Regions from separate parts of the Homo sapiens genome. Here all the other regions are linked to region 4. Evidence: chromatin loops called from intact Hi-C (ENCODE). Cell type or tissue: Calu3. All regions are shown on one strand.

Evidence for each region. Peaks named below come from ENCODE experiments on the same cell type or tissue, not always from the same donor. Only the 100,000 strongest peaks of a DNase experiment are listed, where the experiment ranks them.
Region 1: it touches region 4 in a loop (4-fold over the local background); 10 of 110 quality-filtered maps call a loop at or near these places.
Region 2: it touches region 4 in a loop (9-fold over the local background); 2 of 110 quality-filtered maps call a loop at or near these places.
Region 3: it touches region 4 in a loop (2.7-fold over the local background); 9 of 110 quality-filtered maps call a loop at or near these places.

What each region holds. Positions count from the first base shown.
Region 1 is chr3:189,959,683-189,964,682 of GRCh38, reverse strand. It overlaps P3H2 (prolyl 3-hydroxylase 2), which reads left to right. Exons shown (of 15, transcript NM_018192.4): 14 at 585-725. Among named protein-coding and RNA genes, the nearest start is that of MIR944, 130 kb to the right of the region's middle. In Calu3, a CTCF peak has its summit at 2,929 (motif pointing left); a DNase peak (open chromatin) is centred at 2,952.
Region 2 is chr3:190,336,387-190,341,386 of GRCh38, reverse strand. It overlaps a transcript of CLDN16 not described here. Among named protein-coding and RNA genes, the nearest start is that of CLDN1, 16 kb to the right of the region's middle. In Calu3, a CTCF peak has its summit at 2,028; DNase peaks (open chromatin) are centred at 2,053 and 2,506.
Region 3 is chr3:190,222,910-190,227,909 of GRCh38, reverse strand. No RefSeq gene overlaps it. Among named protein-coding and RNA genes, the nearest start is that of CLDN1, 97 kb to the left of the region's middle. In Calu3, a CTCF peak has its summit at 2,608 (motif pointing left); a DNase peak (open chromatin) is centred at 2,649.
Region 4 is chr3:190,455,610-190,460,609 of GRCh38, reverse strand. No RefSeq gene overlaps it. Among named protein-coding and RNA genes, the nearest start is that of TMEM207, 8.2 kb to the right of the region's middle. In Calu3, no CTCF peak of the experiment used is centred here; a DNase peak (open chromatin) is centred at 2,379.

The DNA.
Region 1 (5,000 bases), 500 kb after region 4:
CTGGGAAACAATAGTGTAAAGGAAATGAAATATCATACAGAATTATGACTTTTAAAAATGTTTGTATTGTGAAAAGCACATAAACCATGAATGTACAATTTAAAAATTAGAAAGCGTATACGCTCATGTAACCACTACCTAGATCAATAACAACTTTTCCAGCACTGCAGATGTCCTGTTTGTTTGTTTGTTAATTACACAAGTATGGAATGGACACCTACCTTGTATCCGGATGCTTTGCTAGTGCAAAAGCTACAGAAATGAATTATGAGAGGAAAACTTTGCCTTCTTTGAATTTGCAGGCTATCATATATATAGCATGTATTGAATGATTACTATGTATGTGGACTTTGCTACACGTTTTACTTGAACATCTTTTTATTTTCTGAGGTATATATTATTTTGACCTTACCTTTGTTTTACGGGTGAGAAAATTGAGATAATTTACATCATCTTCAATCCCAGGATTCCTTTATTCTTCGCCTCAGGCCTTAACTCAAATAATCTCATAGCCAGAGAAGCAGGAGTTGTGGAAATGTTTATGATACAACAATTGAAAGTCTAATTTTTGCTTTCTTTCTCAGGCCTCTATAAAACCAAAATGTGGGCGCATGATCAGCTTCTCATCTGGAGGAGAGAACCCTCATGGGGTGAAGGCAGTCACCAAGGGAAAGAGGTGTGCTGTGGCTCTGTGGTTCACCTTGGACCCACTTTATAGAGAATTGGTGAGTTTCTCACCCGCCCAGAAAGCCAATTAGGCTTGCTTCATGAACTGCTTTATCTGAGAAGTCCTTTAAATTGCTTCGTCTGAGGAAAAGAAGAGGGTAAAGGCAGTTCTTAATCAGATATGTTCTAGTAAGTGAAGATGTTTGTAGAAATAGCTGTGTCAATGATATTTGATAGTCACTAATCTGTCTTGAGCTTATTAACAAATTGTAAGGCTGGGCGTGGTGGCTCACTCCTATAACCCCAGAACTTTGGGAGGCCGAGGTGGGCAGATCACTTGAGGTCGGGAGTTCGAGACCAGCCTGATCAACATGCTGAAACCCCATCTCTACTAAAAATACAAAATTAGCTGGATGTGGTGGCATGCGCCTGTAGTTCCAGTTACTCGGGAAGCTGAGGCAGGAGAATCGCTTGAACCTGGGAGGCGTAAATTGCAGTAAGCCGAGATCGCACCACTGCACTTCAGCCTGGGCAACAGGGCAAGACTCTGTCTCAAAACAAAAACAAAAACCAAAACAACTCTGTGGCATCAGGGAGGAATCACTTTTTATTGGTCACCCAGAAGACGGATTTGTTTTCTCGCAAATCATAAGAAATAGTATTGAATCATTTATGAAACGTATTTGAAAGAGGGCAAGGAAACCTAAAAGATTATTATTACTTATTACTGTTATTACATTAAGTATTTCAATATTATTATATGCAAACTAGCTGAGGACACTTAGCTAGGAGGAGACCATGATCTCATCGTTTTGGAAGCCCGTGGGCAGATGTCATAGTCTCCACCTGTGGAGCTGCAGCGGTATGAATTAAGACCAATGGGTAGAAGCCCTGGAGGGAAAATTTGGGCTCCACACAAGGAATAACTTTCAAATAGTCACCACAGTTTGGCAGAATTGTCTGCTTTGGAAGCACTGATTGGATGGCTCCAATCAAAGCCCAGGCAACTGCTTAGCATGGAACGCTGAAATGGAATCTAAAACATCGTAGCAGAGGCTTAACTGGATGACCTCCAAATCTTCTCCAGCCCTAAGTATTGATGAAGCTATGAAATTCTATTCTTAAAACTGGCATTCTATCCAGTTTTCCTTGTTAGGTTCCTAAGTTGAATCCAATTTCATCAGAAACTATTTAAAAATAATGCGTTTTTCTCATATACTTTTCACCATCAAATCTAACTTACAAAGTGTTTCCCCACATTCCCTAAGCCATTCTTTCACATATTTTACAAAAGACCTATTGTGACCTTTTATTGTACAGAAGAGCTATTATTATCTGCCTTGGAAACTCTGCTAGATAGGCCCTAGGGGTAGAAGGGTGAACAGAACAAGGTCCTGGACTATGAGGAGCTTGGACAGAACAGCTAGTAAATACGCTGTAAGAAGAGAACAGTATATGTTTTGTAGCAGGGAATCAAGGAAGACTTCTATAAGCTCAGACCTAGAAGCAAAGACGATAGCCAGGCATAGAAAAAATGGCCCTGGCTGGGCGTGGTGGCTCACGCCTATAATCCCTGCACTTTTGGAGGCCTAGGTGGGTGGATCACCTGAGGTCAGGAGTTGGAGACCAGCCTGGCCAACATGGTGAAACCCCATCTCTACTAAAAATACAAAAATTAGCCTGGCGTGGTGGCACGCACCTGTAATCCCAGCTGCTCGGGAGCCTGAGGCAGGGGAATCGCTTGAACCCAGGAGGTGGAGGCTGCAGTTGCAGTGAGCTGAGATCACTCCACCACACTGTAACCTGGGCGACAAGAGTGAGACTCTGTCTTAAAAAAAAAAAAAAAAAAAAAAAAGAAGAAGAAGAAAAAGAAAGAAAGGCCCTGACAAAAGGACCAGAGCACAGAGTCCTGAAAACCTCAAGGGAGCAGCAAACAATTGCCTTCCCCTATCATTACTTTATATCCTGGTATTTTCCATCTCCAAAATGTTAGCATTCCATCAAAGCATTTTTTTTTAAACTAAGGAACCTATGTCAATGGGTAGACAGTGAAGATAAAATTATTGAAATATTACCTCACTATTCTAGTATTCAATTCAGCAGACATTTAATCTATTTCATCATTCAGTATCCAAACTCCCTTTTCCAAGGTATTGTTCTCTCAAAATAAGCTAACACAAAGTAAGTTCTCTTTGCTCCTTTGTAATAGGAAACATCAACGCCAGCGTCCCTTCCTCTGATGGAAAAGTACTAGAAAACCTCTCCAGTCTTCAGGCCGTAGCGGCATCTAGTGGCCACAGTGGGAAATGACCAGAACTTTTTCCTCAGCTAAATTAGCCCAGGCTGTGAATCATTCTTTGCTACACGTGGAGATCATCTATTGATCGTTACAAACTACTAACATCTGTGTTTCAGGAGTTTTAAGAGCTCCCCAGGTGATTCTAACGTGCAGCAGCAGAGTTTGGGAGTTCCTGGCCTAGACGTCTTTTTGCAGATTGAATCTCAGAAAAAAAAAATGCCTACCTATGAACAAGTCATTAGAGCTGGCCGATTCTCATGCTTATTATGAATTACTTTAAAGGGTCTCAGTTCTCAAGGAGTATTTAGCAACATCCTTTTAAGGATGCAAGGATGTTCGAAGCTTCATATATATTGGTTCCAGCTCTTGAATTTCTTTCCCTTAATGAGAAACAAGATTACAATCATTTCTTGTGGTCAACAGATGTGAAAGCTTTGTATGTGTGTCGATTTGTTAAGTATCAGGATTGTTTTCCTTGGCCGGGCACGGTGGCTCAGTCCTGTAATCCTAGCACTTGGGGAGGCCGAGGCGGGCAGATCACCTGAGGTCAGGGGTTCGAAACCAGCCTGGCCAACATGGCGAAACCCCGTCTCTACTAAAATTACAAAAATTAGCCAGGCATGGTGGCATATGCCTGTAATCCCAGCTACTGGGGAGGCTGAGGCAGGAGAATCACTTGAATCCAGGAGGTGGAGGTTGCTGTAACCCGAGATCGCACCACTGCACTCCAACCTGGGCAACAGAGTGAGACTCTGTCTTGAAAAAAAAAAAAAAGATTGTTTTCCTTATATTTGTAAAGTAGTACTTGGGCTTTTTATTTAGATGTGGCAGCAACTTAATTTTCTGTTATTTAGTATATCTAGTCCTTTTAGTTGCCTTTTTGTAAACATTTTTTATTACAAGCTCTTGCATGAAAGGGGCTTTGTTTTCAATTCATAAAATAGTTATTTATTTAACTTACTGTGCGCAGGCACTGTGTTAAAGACCGCCTATGGGGAATGCACACTAGTAGGATATAATTCCTATTTTCAAGGAGCTTGAAGTCAAATTGGAGAAATAATACAAGGACCCAACTAATTAAACCACAAGGCAAGTTTTGGTAAGAATCCTTAGCAGCAAATGCGTGGTTTGAGGGATATCAAAAAGCAATCCAAAAAGGCTTCTTTGAGGAGATGGCATTTGAAAAAAAGCTTTAAAAGATCAATTTCTTTAGGGAGAGGCATTTTAGACAGAGAAAGGCTTCATCCATTTACACATTTACTCATCAAAGAAAATAGAACTCTTGCCACATGTCAGTGGCTTTTCTGAGCACTGAAAATACAGTAGTGACCAAGAAGATAAGATGCCCTGCTCTTCTGGAGCTTACATTCTAGTGGAAGGAAACAGATCCCAAAAAAGTAAAAAATAAATAAATAATCGAGAGATTTTTCACACGGTGACCAATGATGTGTGGAAAATGGAACAAGACAACTGATTCTGGAGTGAAAGGGTAGGAGCGGCAAATTGTGAGGCCTCGCCAAACAAGTGGCATGTGAGCTGAAACCTAATAAATTAGAAGTCCACTAGGATAAATGTCTGGAGGAGAGTATTCCAGGCAGAGGACAAGCTGCAAAGGCCCAGAGACAATAAGATGTTTGGAGTCACCAAGAAACAAAGAAAGCCAGAGCATCTGGAATATGGCAGACAAGAGGGAGAGTGGCTTCAGTAGAGGACGTGGAGGCGGCAGGAGTCGGATTCCACAGGCTGATTGGGAAATGCGAATTGTATTCTAACTAGTGGAAAGTCATGTAGTCCCCACACCCCAACACACACACACACACACACACACACACACACACACACACACACACACACACATATCTCCTCCAGTCCTGGAGAGTTACAGGATACAGAAGATTACTTTAGCTAACATGTGGTCTTGGACTGGAGTAGTAATAGAGAAGGTAAAAAGAGATGGAAGATTTGAGATACAATTTGGAGGTAGACCAGCTGCACCTGCTGATGGATTAATGTGAGGAATAAAAGAAAGCGTAGA
Region 2 (5,000 bases), 120 kb after region 4:
GTGTTGAGCCTGCAAGTGCACAGAAGTCAAGACTTGGGATTTGGGAGCCTCTGCCTAGATTTCAGAGGATGTATGGAAACACCTTGATATCCAGGCAGAAGTTTGCTACAGGGGTGGGGTCCTTATAGAGAACCTCTGCTAGGGCAGTGTGGAAGAGAAATGTGGGGTTGGAGCCCCCACATAGAGTCCCTACTGGGGCACCACCTAGTCGAACTGTGAAAAGAGGGCCATCATCCTCTAGACCCCATAATGGTAGATCCACTGACGGCTTGCACTGTGTACCTGGAAAAGCTGCAGACACTCAATGTCATGCCAGCCCATGAAAGCAGCTGGAGGAAAAGCTCTACCCTGCAAAGCCACAAGGGCAGAGCTGCCCAAGACCATGGGAACCCACCTCTTGCATCAGCATGACCTGGTCGTGAGACCTGGAGTCAAAGGAAATCATTTTGGAGCTTTAAGATTTGACTGCCCTGCTGGATTTCCGACTTGCATGGGGCCTGTAACCCCTTTGTTTTGGCCAATTTCTCCCATTTGGAATGGCTATATTTACCCAATTCCTGTACCCCCATTGTATCTAGGAAGTAACTAACTTGATTTTGATTTTACACAGGCTCATAGACAGAAGGGGCTTGCCTTGTCTCAGATGAGATTTTGGACTTTTGAGTTAATGCTGAAATGAGTTAAGATGTTGGGGGACTGTTGGGAAGGCATGATTGGTTTTGAAATGTTAGAACAAGATTAGGAGTCGCTAGGGGCAGAATGATATGGTTTGGTTGTGTCCCCACCCAAATCTCATCTTGATTTGTAACTCCCACGATTCCCACGTGTTGTGGGATGGACCTGGTAGCAGGTAATTGAATCATGGGTGGGAGGTCTTTCCTGTGCTACCCTCTCATGTTAGTGAGTAAGACTCATGAGATTTGATGGTTTTAAAAATGGGAGTTCCCCTGCACAAGCTCTTGTCTGCCACCACGTGAGACATTCCTTTCATCTCTGCCATGACTGTGATTGTGAGGCCTCCCCGCTGCATGGAACTGTAAGTCTAATAAACCTCTTTCTTTTGTAAATTGCCCAGTCTCAGGTATGTTTTCATCAGCAGGATGAAAATGGACTAATACAGTAGGCATCCTTGTCTTATACCAGATCTCAGAGGAAATGCTGTCAGTTTCTTCCCATTGTTTATGTTAGCTGTGGGTTTTCCATAAATAGCCCTTATTACATTGAGGAACTTTCCTTCTATACCTAAAGTGTTAGAAGTTTTTATCAAGAAAGGATGTTAAACTTTGTCAAATACTTTTTCTTTGTCAATAGATATGATCATGTGGCTTTTTGACTTTATGTCTGTTAATATGATATATCACCAACTGATTTGTTTATATTAAACCAACCTTTTATTCCAGGGATAAATCTCACTTGATTATGATGTATAATCTTTCTGATATGCTGTTGAATTTGATTTGCTAATATTTAACTGCTGACTTTTGTGTCAGTGTTCATTGGAAATATTGTCCTATAGTTTTTCTTGATTTCACACCCTTTTGCTTATAATTCTAGTATAATATTTATTTTTTGACTTTTATAACAACTACCAAGATAGTCATTATTCACTATTAAGACTACAAGCTCCGCAGGAGTAGTAGTAATTTTTTTTACATATGTGGTAAAACAATAATTGTTTAATGAGTTTTTAAGGCAGTATATGTGGTTTCAATTCTTGCAGGAGGTTAGGACATATTAATCCTTAAATCAATTTTACTGCTGACCTATCTTACAAGTTTACCTAATGTATGCTATTTCCAATGATCATTAAACTTCTAGCCCTTTTCAATTATTTTCTAGACTATTACCATAATCTATGAAATTATATTTTTGCAACTAGACTTGCCTCTCATACATTGTCTCCTCAACACTGCTGCCAGATTGAGCTTTCTAAATGTGAATCTAATCACATCACTCCCTGCTTGCTTCTGCTTCATTAGTCAGGATTGTGACAGGAAACCAATGTCACACACAAATGAAGAATAATGTATACACAGGAAATGACCACTAGGTGAGACTGTGGTTCTCCATAGAGAAACCCAGCCATTGCCACATGTAATTGAGTTAGGCCCAGAAGCCTAGAAGCAGAGTATTAGACAGAGAGTCTTGTGCAGGTGATTTCTAGAAGGAATACACTTAGAAGTCTTTAAGGAAGCAAGAAGAGCAGGAAAAGATGAAGGATGGGTAGAGTTAGGCAATAATATGATTTCAGAAGTTTAGTCTCAATCTAATCCCCTAGTTAGCTCTCTAGAACATAGATTATAATCAGATAATTTTCTTGGCCAGAGAAAAGAGAGCTGCACTGTCTTATCCCTGCACTTGTCAGTCTTTGGAGAGAGAACAGTGTAACTTCTCAGGCATTTCTGGGTGAGGTAGCTTCAATCAGCTGAGGACAACCCTACAGTGAAATGTGCTAACTTGAGCAGTTATCAGCCAAGACCTGCAGGGGTATGAGTGTACCAGCCCAGTCAAGGAGATCTGGAGAAGTGCCAAGAGCCACTTCCAAGTCTGCCACTCACACTTCTCAAATCCATTCACTTCTCACAATAAGTTCTTCCTATCTGGTCTTAGCTTCTTCAGAATTTGAGTTGGTCTCAATTTCTAGGAAAACTTGTAAGAGGAGCATTTGTAGGATGAATTACAGCCTTCTTTGCTGCAATTGATCTCAAGGCTGTCAATAATACACATTATCCCTGTCAGCTACAATTATAGATTCCTTTTACACTCAGCTAGGACTTCAGTTCATCTAGGTGGCTTGTCTGGTGGGATGTCTCAGACACTCATCCCTGAGAGCCTTGATTCCCTAGTTACCACGCACTTGCCAGGCAATAATTGCTGTACTTGTCAATTTATAATTAAACTTGGGCATGAGGGTACCAAGAGATAACCTGCAGTTCACGTAGGTATGAAAAGTATTTCTCCATGCCCCTATTAAGTAACAGCAGCCCTTTTCCTTAGGTAATCAGGCTAAAATACGCCACTACACATTCAAATATCCTAGTGTACACAATCTTGGCAGTATAATAATTCCTTTTCTTGCTTGTTGGTCCACTTGAAGAACTAGAAGTGATCATGTATCAGCTGTATCTTTAAGTTCTATGAGACTCTTGTGTCCCTGAGTGAAAGCATATCTTCTCTGGGACCTCTGGATCCACAGGCTCTAAAATTGAGTAGACAGGCAATACAACATCTCCTAGTCAATTCTTGGAGTGGCGGTGAAGTAGGGCTACTATTTCCTCCGTCTTTTGGTTACTGAACTCATGTACTCTACCTACTGGGCACCCTGGCACCATGTAATGGCTGTTGGTTTAGGATGAATGTACATCTTTCTGAAGTATAGTGTCTCCATCTACAGGCATCATCTTCAAGATGGTACTACAGCTATACATTAAAAGGGGCTTTCCTATGCTCTATAGGGTCAGCTGCCACTAATTGATTCAATGTATCATAGGATCAGGGGATATCTTTGCCATGTTCCCACTACCAGGCTTCCTTTGCCATAAAGGGGTTCTCTTGATCTGAAGTGATATTGTATGAGATGCTATCCAATATCTCTCTCTGTGAGCCTTTCTGTATAATGCTGACAGAAATACTACTGGTAGAAAAGGCAAACACATCCTAGGAATGTGTGTCACTACTACTCAGGATTAATTGTTGCTTTTGTCAGGATGAGAGCAGTCCAGTTTTATCAGCTTGCCACCAAAATGTCTGGCTGGTTTTGTCAAAGAATATTATCATATAAGGAGCTCAGCACAGAAATGTGTTGGTTGATAGGTTGGATATGGCATCGGGTATATGAGCTTTGGTGAGAGGAGAACGCATTCTTATCGTCCACATATTGTCTCCATCTATGCTGCCATGACTACTACATTCGTGAGACCTTTCAGCTAGCTAAGTTTCTTCTTATCTATTGGGCCATTCTCCACACTTGGTTGCTTTGTGTCTCTAACTTGATGAGGGTTAACACGTAATGGTGAGTTCTTCTTAGTTTCTGCCCATTTCCATATGTTCATCCACATGCTTCTTTCTTGGATCTTCTTGTCACTAATATGAAAACATTGCTTTGTTCAGGCCAAGCTATCCACCAATGACCATGTGTATAGCGTTCTTTTAAGCCATTTGTCACTCAACAAAATTGGATTACAAGTAACACTAACCCAAATCCTGCCTCCTGTTTGTATTTTCCCATGAATACTGTCTTCCAGGACTTACCAAGTGGGGCTATATTACAACAGCAGTCCATTGTCCACACCAACATACTGAGATGAACAATCCATGGACCAAGCCTGTGTTGTTTTCTTCCTCTATTAGCTGCTCATAAGGATTCTCCCATGAGGTTACAAGTGTGAGCTGATTGAGTGGTGTCAGGTGAGACTGTGCTGGTGACAAAGAAGTCTGGAATATTTGTTCATCCAGCTTACATATGCCCTTTGGATATTTTAAGGGTGATCCATTCTGTAACACTTCTATTTTATAAATAATTGCTGTTGGGGCTGCTGTAGTTTATTACTTGGACTGCCAGCGTCCAGTTCTTGGCGAACAGCTTTTGTCTCATGTCTTGATGCAACTGCATTTTAAATCACATGCTCTGCTGCAGATGGCATGGCCTTGCTCCACAATCTCAGCAGCCTGTTATGAAACCCTTCTGTTGGGGCTTGTCAGAGACTCCACACAAAACCTTTATCTCCTAGAGATAACTTTTATGCAACTATAGGATCTGTTGGGCCACATAAGCCATGTGGTAGGACAGCTTGTGCTATATGGCCTGAACATGCCCTTTCTTGCTCAGGGCCTCACTGAAAACGGGGAACTTTCCACAGCACTTGCTAAATCATTCATTGTAGTATTCCCAAGTGTTGTATGTGCTGTGTTTTACTTCTTTTTTAATGGTAGTATACAAAAGATGCCATAACTTTGCCCTTTACCTTGGAAGGGATGTTCGAGTATGCACCAGACCACTG
Region 3 (5,000 bases), 230 kb after region 4:
TTGATGGAAAATATAAACCAAACACAAAAGATAAAGAAGCACATTAAGTGGTGAGGTAAAAATGGCACAAACTTCTAATTGTGCCCCAGTCCACCTTCTTGAGGAAGAAGATAATTGCCTATCTGGACTGCATATTCATCTTCTGAATATCAGAACACCCTAAACTGCTTGGCATTGTCCATTTAATCACTCCTAGAAGTCATTCTGACATTGGGTCCCTGGGCAGCGTGATGTAAAGTAAGACCTGGTTTTTCTGTCTAATTTCCTGATTATGTGGAGAAACAAACACACTTGGAAATCAGACCGAACTGATTGCAGCCCTAGATCCATGACTGCCGGTTGTGTGGCATGAATAAGTGAATTAACAGATCTATGCCTCAGTTAACTTATGTGTACTATGGGAAAACAATAGTTTCCTCCAGTGGATTTTGTGAGATTTAAATAAAATAGCATGGGTGAAATATCCAGTGCAGCATCCGGTAGAGTTCTATTTCCATTTTCAGTATATGAAACATGCTTACAAGCCAGCCACTATTGTTGGAAGTGTATGGTTTCTTTAGTTATACTTAAATGATATTTCTATCTGTGCCAGTGAGAGGAACTACCCAATGGGTGCTTTTCTACTTCCTGTCAGCTCCTTTGGCAAGACATTCATATCAAAAACCTGACTCTCACTATGTTCCTGCTTCTGGTCTGTGGGGAGCCAATTTGAAAGCAGAACTGATCTGACTTGCCTGGAATGTTTAAACCCATCCTGGCTTAAAAATATACCTTTCAAATGATTCCTGTAGATAATCTGTTCAATTACACATCGTCAGCAGAAGCCTAAATAATTCCTATGTTTAGTGGCAATGATACCCATTCAAATATTGGGTAAAATATTGAAATTTATCAGAAGGTAAGAGGCACAGAGAGGCTCATTATATTGCTTTACTTTGGTGTAGGTTTTAAAATTTCTGTAATAAAATGTAACAGGAAAGTTTTTTTTGTAGGATTTCAAATTGCTACTTAAGTCATTATAAAACATTAATTCCTCTTACCTTCATTACTTTGTTCAAAACATTTTGCCTCGTGTTGTCCCAACTCTTACCCTATACTCTGGCTAGAAACATGATTTACCTTCCTTCGTAAATGAGTAGCTGATTCGTCTCTAGAGCTGAGCTATGGTCCTTCACTTTAGCACAGGGCGCTGCCCATGCAAACTCTGGACTTTCCATTCAAATTCATTATTAGTCTTTGCTGTCAATGAGTTGAACCCTTTTTTTCCTGAACGCCGTGAGTCACCTCCCATAACTAGCCTTCCATAAAGGTATTTAACTTGAGTGTATAAATTGAGTCTATCTCAGGGCAACCACAATTGTATAAGGCTGTGTGCTGTGTTTCCAGGAGAATCTTTGGGTCCTTATGTCTTTCCAATAGGGTTGGTTCCACCTTCACTTTAATGTTCCTCAAGAACAAAGACAATGTGTTCTACTTCCACAATAATTTGCATAAATACATATGCAATATCTTTTGCAATATGAACCCTCAGGATGTCAATTCAGGTATTTTTCTTTTTTGTATTCTGACTTCTCTAGGAAACTAAAGTGACACATTTCAGGTAAGTAAGGCCAAGACTTAAGTGATATTGGGATCCTAAAGTCTAGACAGCTTAAATGACAAAGGCCATTTTCTAATGCCCTCCCTCTTTTTAGTCTAAGTATGTAGATTTCTTTTTATTTTCTCTAATTCCTTTAGCTACCGTTTGTTCCTATCACATTTCTCAGTGGTATCAGCTCACTACTTATGCTGCTGCTACTTTAATAGCTACTAGAAGAAAAAACTGTTAAAGACAAATGCCCAACATGAATTGCTTGTACCTCGAATGTGCTTAAAAAGTATCTGTGGAGCAAATAATTGAATTACAATCATTACAACCCTACCCTCAAATTATTATTTTTTCTTTGAGGGAAGAAGGTGAACAGCTTGTGAGATAATTAGCATTGAGGAATAGTGCTATGATGTTTAGTATTCTCATTATGGAGAGGAAAACACTCTCTTGATGGGGCAGAAAGCAGACAACTTATTCTGTAAAAAGGAGAGAAAGAAAAATAATTTTTTCAAGGTTCCAGCTATATACCTAGTCATATTCGAAAGCAAGATTTTTGTAGGACCCTGAAATCTCTAAGACTTTGGTCCTAGTAACACATGCAGAAGGGACTAGACTAGAACATCACCAAAAACACCTCAAAATATAAAATTCTGATTCTGACAATTTGGTAGTAAAAGAACACATATTTATGTGATTTTTTAATTAAGAAAGGAGAAAAGAAAAATATGAACAGATGAGAAAGAAAACAATGAAAGAAAAATAAATGACAAAAAATGATAGAGAGAAATTGTCTTCTTGGGAAAGAAAGGAAGAAAAGAAAGAAGGAAAGAAGAAAGAAGAAAGAAAGAGAGAGAGGGAGGGAGGGATGAAGGGAGGGAGGGAGGAAGGAAGGAAGGAGGGAGGGAAAAAGGGGAAACAAAACAAGAAAAAGATGTATCTGCTTGAGTGATGATTTGAGATTAGATAATTTAGTAAATTATTTTAAAATTGGGTTCATGTGGCTCCATCTATTGGTGGAAAGATTATCTTCCACCTCGTTTTCACTGAGGTCTTTCAAGTGGCAGTTGGTTCCTAAGTGACAGGTCAGGCCGTGGAACAAAGCTGAGAGAACTATATTCTTCCATGAAAATGTGTTCCACTCTGCTCTGAATAATGAGACGAACTACTTAGCTTGTAAATATTGGAGTTCTGTAAAATTACTACAGATTTTATTTTTAAGAGCTACATTAAGGACCCTCTATAGTTGAGACATGGTAATAAAAATTTAACAAGACCACACACTCCACGGGTCATATTAAAATCCAATTTTGCTATGACTACTTTGGAGTCTATTTTCAGCTATGCTGAAATATGTGACTTTTGTCCTTAAGTAGATTAGCTGGGTTGAAAATAGATAATAACCATAAATATTTACAACAAAATAATGTCTTTTATAGAATATACATCTTATGAAGCCATTTTTATTAGTTAATCCTTCTAATAGAGTAGAATTAAAGCATTGCTCTCCTCTCAATTGGATCGATGTCAAAACCAAGACAGAAAAAAGGACCTCAGACTCACTTGAATGCAAATCAGTGGCTGAGGTTCAGGGATCACATTGACATAGAGCTGGAAGATTTGCGGTTCAAGAATCAATCCCCTTAGTACTGCATAAGAATGCCTGAAATGTTTTCCTGGCATTTCGGCCTCTAAAAATTATGATGACACGTCAAGGCTTGGGTAAGTTACATCCCTTCCATCAATGTTTCTCTGCTTTTCAGAGCCAAGAAGTGCTCTTTTTCTATTCTGTATGCCAAACACATTTCACTTGTACATCTTTAAGGTCCTTTTAAAATTTATATATGATAATTATTGAGTTTATATCCATACTGTGATCTACTTGAGGACAAGTGCCACATATTTCTTTTCTTTCTTATTTTTATTTATTTATTTATTTATTTTTGGCTGTCCCTAATTTTCACTGGAATGAGGAGGGGTATAATAAACTAGCTATGTGTACAAAAATACACACTACCTGGTATCAACACTGAACATGGTAAAAACCCAAATAATTGTTTTTAGATTTATGAATTGAATTGAGTAACTGCTGATGAGTGAATAAATAAATTCATGAAGAAATAAACTCAGCAAAGTTCAAACAACAGGTCTGTACCTCCCTGGGACAAAGCTTGCTGGGACAATGAGCAATTGGAAATAATCACAGTTAATATTTTCATGGTCATACCTGTAGAAAGTTGAGAGCATAGATTCTGTAGCAAGAAACATTAAGGCTTGAACACTGGCTCTTTCATTTCTGAACTGCACAAATTCAGGTAAGCTACTTAAATTGACAAATTCTGTTTCTTAATCTGTAAAATATGATTGCAAATAGAGTTTATATAAAATTAAATAAATTAATGCATGTTAGTAATTTAGGGGGAGTGGCCAAGGTGGCCTACTGGAAGCAGCTAGTGTGTGTGGCTCTCACGGAGAGGAACAGAAAGGGCGAATAAACACAACACCTTCAACTGAAACATCCAGGTACTTGCACTGGGATTAATCACAAAAACAACTTGACCCACAGAGAATGAAGAAAAGCAAGACAGGACAATGGCCCACCTTGGAGCAACACAGAGCCAAGGGCTCTTCCCCTGCCCAGGGAAGCAGCAACCAGGAAACCATGCTTCTCTCACAGATTTTTGCAACCCTCTGGTCAGGAGATCCCCTTGGACACTCATTCCACCAGGGCCTTCAGTCTTCAGTCTGACGGACAGAGCTACTGGGAGTCTCAGCAGAGCAGCCACCCAGGCATGTGTGGAGACCCGGGAGCTTTAGATACTTGGGCTTTCCTGCAAAAATAGCTGCAGCTCTGGCAAAGTAGGATATTAGACTCCTGTACATACCCCTAGGAAGGAGCTGAGCAGCAGCAGCTCACAGGACACACTTTAGGGCACCTCAGAAGATAAGACCCACTGGCTTGGAATTCTAGCCAACTACTGGTAGCAGTGTTGCACCTCCCTAAGAAGGATCTCCCAGCAGGAGGGACAGCTGCCACCTTTGATGTTTGGGTGCCTTAGCCATTCCAGCCTTCTGGCTTTGGAGAGTCTGAGCCAACCCAGGGAGAAAGGGATCCCTCAGCACAGCACAGCACTGCTGTGCTACCAAAATGTGGCCAGACTGCTGCTTTAAGCAGGTGTCTGGTCCTATTCCTCGTTGCTGGACAGGGCCTCCCAACTGGGGCCTCCAGCCACCCCTACCCAAGCTCTCCAGCTTACAGCAACCTGAATTCCGCCTAGGACAATGCTCCCAGAGGTAGGGGTGGGCCACGATCTTTGCTATTTTGGTGATTTGCCCATTCTAGCCTTTGGGCTTCGGAGTGTCTGAGGCAACCAGAAGCTGAAGTGAATCCCCAGCACAGCAAAGATGCTCT
Region 4 (5,000 bases):
CACAGTATGGATGAACCTTGAACACATCATGTGAAGCAAAAGAAGGCTTTAAGTAGAATATATTTTAGTATTCATTGCTAAATGGTTTTGCAAAGATTTTCCTATTTTGCATATATAACACAAATGAAATCATACAATATGCGATCCCAGAGATCACATATTGTATGAATTCATTTGCGTTATATATGCAAAACAGGAAAATCTATGGTGATAGAAAGTAGTTTAGTAGCATTTAGGGATGGGGAGGATAGACAGTTGGGAGGGCGGATGATAGCTAAAGGGTACAGGGTTTCTTTTGGGGATGATAAAAATATTCCAAAATGATGATGTAGCACAGCTCTGAGAATATATTAAAATCATTGAATTGTACACTTTAAATGGTAACTAGTATGATACCTGAATTATATACATCTCCGTAAAGTTGTTACTAAAAATAAGATCGTATGTTAAGACCAATTCCTATCTTAAGAAAGCAAGGAGGTAGAATTTGTGTGTTGTGGGGATGAGAGCAGGCAATGAGAATGATGGTCTAAAGGGGTAACCATGTTTCTTCTTTGAGTGATGGGTGGATAGAGATGATGTATTCAAGTTGAGGATAGATTTAGCTGGAAGGATATGTGAAACTTCCAAGTAGCTATGTCTGTGAGACAGTTAAATACACAGGTCTTCAGTTCAAAACTTTTTTTTATCTAGAGATATAAATCTAGAAACATTTAGCATACTAACAGTAGCTGAAGATAAAGGGCAGAATGAAGTCATCTAGTGTATCTTTAGAGAACATGGCAAAAGGATAAGCTACTGGGAACATCGATGGTAAAGGGGTTGGTTAGTAAAAGAAAAAGAATCAAAAGAAAATGAAAGAAAATCTGAGATGCAGGAAGAAAACCAGAAGACAGAAATGTCTCAGAAACTCGAAGAGGAGAAAATTGAAAAGATGAAATAGCCAACATTTTCAAATGTCAATTTGGGATGACCACATTTTAGGTGTAGCAACTAAAGTGTTTAATCCAGAGAAGTGAAGATGATAGGATAGAAGCAGAAATAAGTGCAGAGTTTGTTACCTGATATCTGAAGACTAATCATATATAAACTGGAATAGATTTGTCTTTTTGTGGCTCTAAATGCCAGAAACAACATATCCATTTCCTCAGTCGCTCCTTGTTTCTTTGTGGTGAAAACACTTAAAATCCATTATTTTAGCTATTTTGAAATATACAATACTTTATTAGCTGTACACCTCATATGGTGTAACAAATTACCAGAGCCCATTTCTCCTTTGTACCCTTCGCCAACATCTCCCCTTTCTTCATCCATGTCCCCAACCACAATTTCACTTGATAATTCCAAATTAAATAAGACAACATTTATTAAAAATACTTTAAAAATCCAGAATTAAAACCAATGTGTGGGAAAAAATTCAGTTCCATTAAGGAAGAAAAGTTATGTATTTTGTGAGAATTACCCAAAGATAAAATCAACTGCTCCAGTGGGTTTTTCGTACTAGAGTGATAAAAGTGTCCATGTTCAAAGATATGATATATCTATCATCATCATCTAGAAGTCCTTAATAAATAGCAGGTTGAATCATATATAATTGAGAGTATTAAATCATTTTAACCAACAAAATATAATTTTATATGGTTCAATCTAATAATTACTGAATGAACAAAGGAATAAATGAATATTAAATTAGGAAGTCCTTTTAATTTTCAGTAGATAAAAATATAACTCCTTTAAAAAACAGTTTTAGCAGGACAAAAAAAAATAAAAACACAAATTTACTACAGCGCTTGCCAGAAAAAAATAACCTTTTCTTTCACTGTGTGCTAAACATTTTTGAAGAGGTCTAAAGCAGTTAGTTAAGTATTGCGTGTACATTTATTTACTCGAGTAGATTTACTCAGAAACATTATATTGAAAATCCATTGTGCCTTTTATATACTGATAAGCAAAATTGTTATTTTACTATTTATTATTATTATGAATAATGCCAAAAATGAAAAAAGCTACCTAAAAAAGTGACAGAAAATGTAATAGCAAGATATTTTTTCATTTAAAAGGAAAAGGCCTTATCCTTTAATTCAGCTTATATAACTTATATGATTCAATATTTGTTGTTTTTTGTCATCTTTGCAAAAGAATCTTAAGCTTCACAGAAAGAAAGGAGTGGCTAGTTTAAAAATTTTTTCAAGATTCCAAGTTACTCTGAATATAATTTTCTTATGTTGTTGTCAGGGAGGCATGAATGTCACCACAAGTGCAATTTTTTGTTCTTATTTTGATTTCCATTAACTAAGTTTTCCCTTTTCAGCCACTTAGTGTCACCCTATCACAACCGAAATTACAGCCTAAATTACAGAGACAAAGTGCTCCTGTCCTCAGCCATAGTGGAATGCAGACTCCACGGAGCAGAAATTCTCCCTAGGGCATTCACTGGTCAATCTTTCCTTTTCCTTTACATTCCTCATTCAAGGGAATTGCTGGCAAAATTATGTGATGGGAAAATGAATATTTGGTTTCCTTGACATTTTGGTACATTTACAGCCTAAATTACTTTCATCATACTGTTAAAAATCTGATCAATTATTAACATGTTTAACACCTAAATAAAAACTAAGTAAAGACATGATTAATTATTAATAATATGCTGAAGTACATGCAACCATTTTTTGGTTTAGATGTTAATAGTAGCAAGCACGTCACTTGACATTTTCTCCAGCCAGAACGATCTCTCAATGAGATACTAATCATGGTGTCACCTTGCTTAAAAATCCTCGAAGCAATTTCGTTTCCTGAAGGGAAAGAGTTGTGCAGTCTCCTTATTCCGATAATCAAACCTCCACGGTATGTCCCTGCATTCCTGTTTCTAGCTTCATTGAACTCCCCTGTTGCCATACCCCAAGGATACCTTACACATTCTTGACTCTGTACCTTTGCTCATCTGTTATCTGCCGTCTAAGATGCTCATAACATTCACTTTTCTTTTATGCATACTTAATGATTTATCTCTAATAATGTCTCCTCCATGAAACTTGCTATGAAATAGACACAAGGTTATAACACAAAGAATTCAGAGTCAGAAAGTTTCCTCATCCTCCAGTTAATATTTTATAAGTGTGGAGAAATGTTTCTATAATCCAAATTCCCCATGGTATAAATTTCTTCTCGTGTCTCATTATCTAACACTGGACACACCTAAACTAATACCATGCCGAAACTAATTGTTAACAAAGTGAATGAATGTATAACACAAATGGTTGAGCCTTCCATGGGGATAAAACCTACGCTACATGGAAGAGGAGTAAATAGTTCAATAAAACCACTGCTATAAGAAAAGAGGAATCGATTTTGATTAGGCAGTCATTATTGGTTTTAGCGCTTTCCAATGCAAAACTAATTGCTATCTCCTTAAATCCAAATTGCATTTTCTTTACACTGTTATTAAAGAAATCATATTCCAGTCTCCTGTGTGTCTGACATGAGAAACAGACTTGAGACTTCATCTCTGTATCCTCAGTATCGGGCACACAGTGAATACCAACAAAGGTCTGTGGAAGCAAATGCCATCAGGTGTATTCCTGAATAACAGAATGATGACTCTGTATGTACTTCATGTCTAGACAGCAATACATTGAAGTTAAAGGGAGAAGAGGAGCATTTGTGTACACATGCTGCTGGCAGGCATGGTAGTTTCTTTTTCCAATTCCTCTTCTCTCACTTCCTAGCTATATGAATGTTGGCAAGGTACACAAGTTCTATTGTTTTACCATCTCCATCTGTAAAATGGAATGACTTTACATGAAAATAAGTTATGGTAAGGCTTAAGCAATCACTAATTGTAGATTGCTTAGCCCAGTGTCAGAGACTTGGTAAATAGTATCTACAGTTAGTACAATCTGCTTAGATCAGAAAATTCTGGCTATTTTGGTCAGTGTGATATGTGGAAATAAAAGAAGCTTCCAGGAGCTTGTATTCTCTCCACAAACCAAACAGAGCCAATTTTCATAGTGATGGATAGGCCTAACAAGTCACATTTGTCCTTTACTAACTGTCATGGAAACAGCAAAATTGATAAATTCTGAATTCTCTCATCACTTCTTCTGGATTTAAAACAACAAAGCGAACAGCTCAAAAAGCATTCTTGATTATTATTTTTAATATAATACTGACTCTAATATTTATGTACAAACTGAGAAAACTTGGCAGCCCAAAATGAAAGTAGGAAGGGAGGTATGTAAAGTGAGATATAAAAGAAGAACTAAGAGTATTTATTCTTCATGCATTCACAAAGGTTTGGGTAATACTTTGCATAACCAATTTTGAAAGTTAGAATTCTAAACTTTTAATATTTTACAATGAAGAAAAATCCGGTAAAATGTGTGAAAGGAACTATGGAATAGAGTTTAATATCTGCCACACTGTATTTAGTAGACCGGTAAATTCACCTATTAAACAACTGCAATGTTTATTCAATGATTTTAAAAGCAAACCAGAATTTGCAATTTATCAGGAATTCGATAATGTTGTCAGTTAATAAAACAACTCCTACCCTTACACACATCTAACCTAAGCATGGTTTGTCAATTATTACCATAAACAGTGCCACTTATAGCAAATGTTTAACTCCAAGTTATGTCAAAGCACTTTTCAGAGTGATATAATTTGTGTTAAATTTGCAAAGGACTACATTTAATGGTCCATTTCAGACATGGCCTCTTAGTTGCTGGTACAATCTAGTAATGAATGTAGAACAAACCAATGTCAAGTTTTCTGTTCAAAATGCTGTAGAGATACTATTTCCCCAACCTGGCCTTAGATTCATCTACCGACTGAGCCTATGTAGCAACATTGATTCTCTTCTCTCCCCTTCATATTTTTCTGGTTGACAGTTTCTTATATTCACATGACATTAGCTTAATCAGTAAAATTCTAGCAAAAGTGACCTAAGCAGCTTACTTTCTAGTTAGCCAACTGTTATGATGATTTTTAACCAGCCTCTA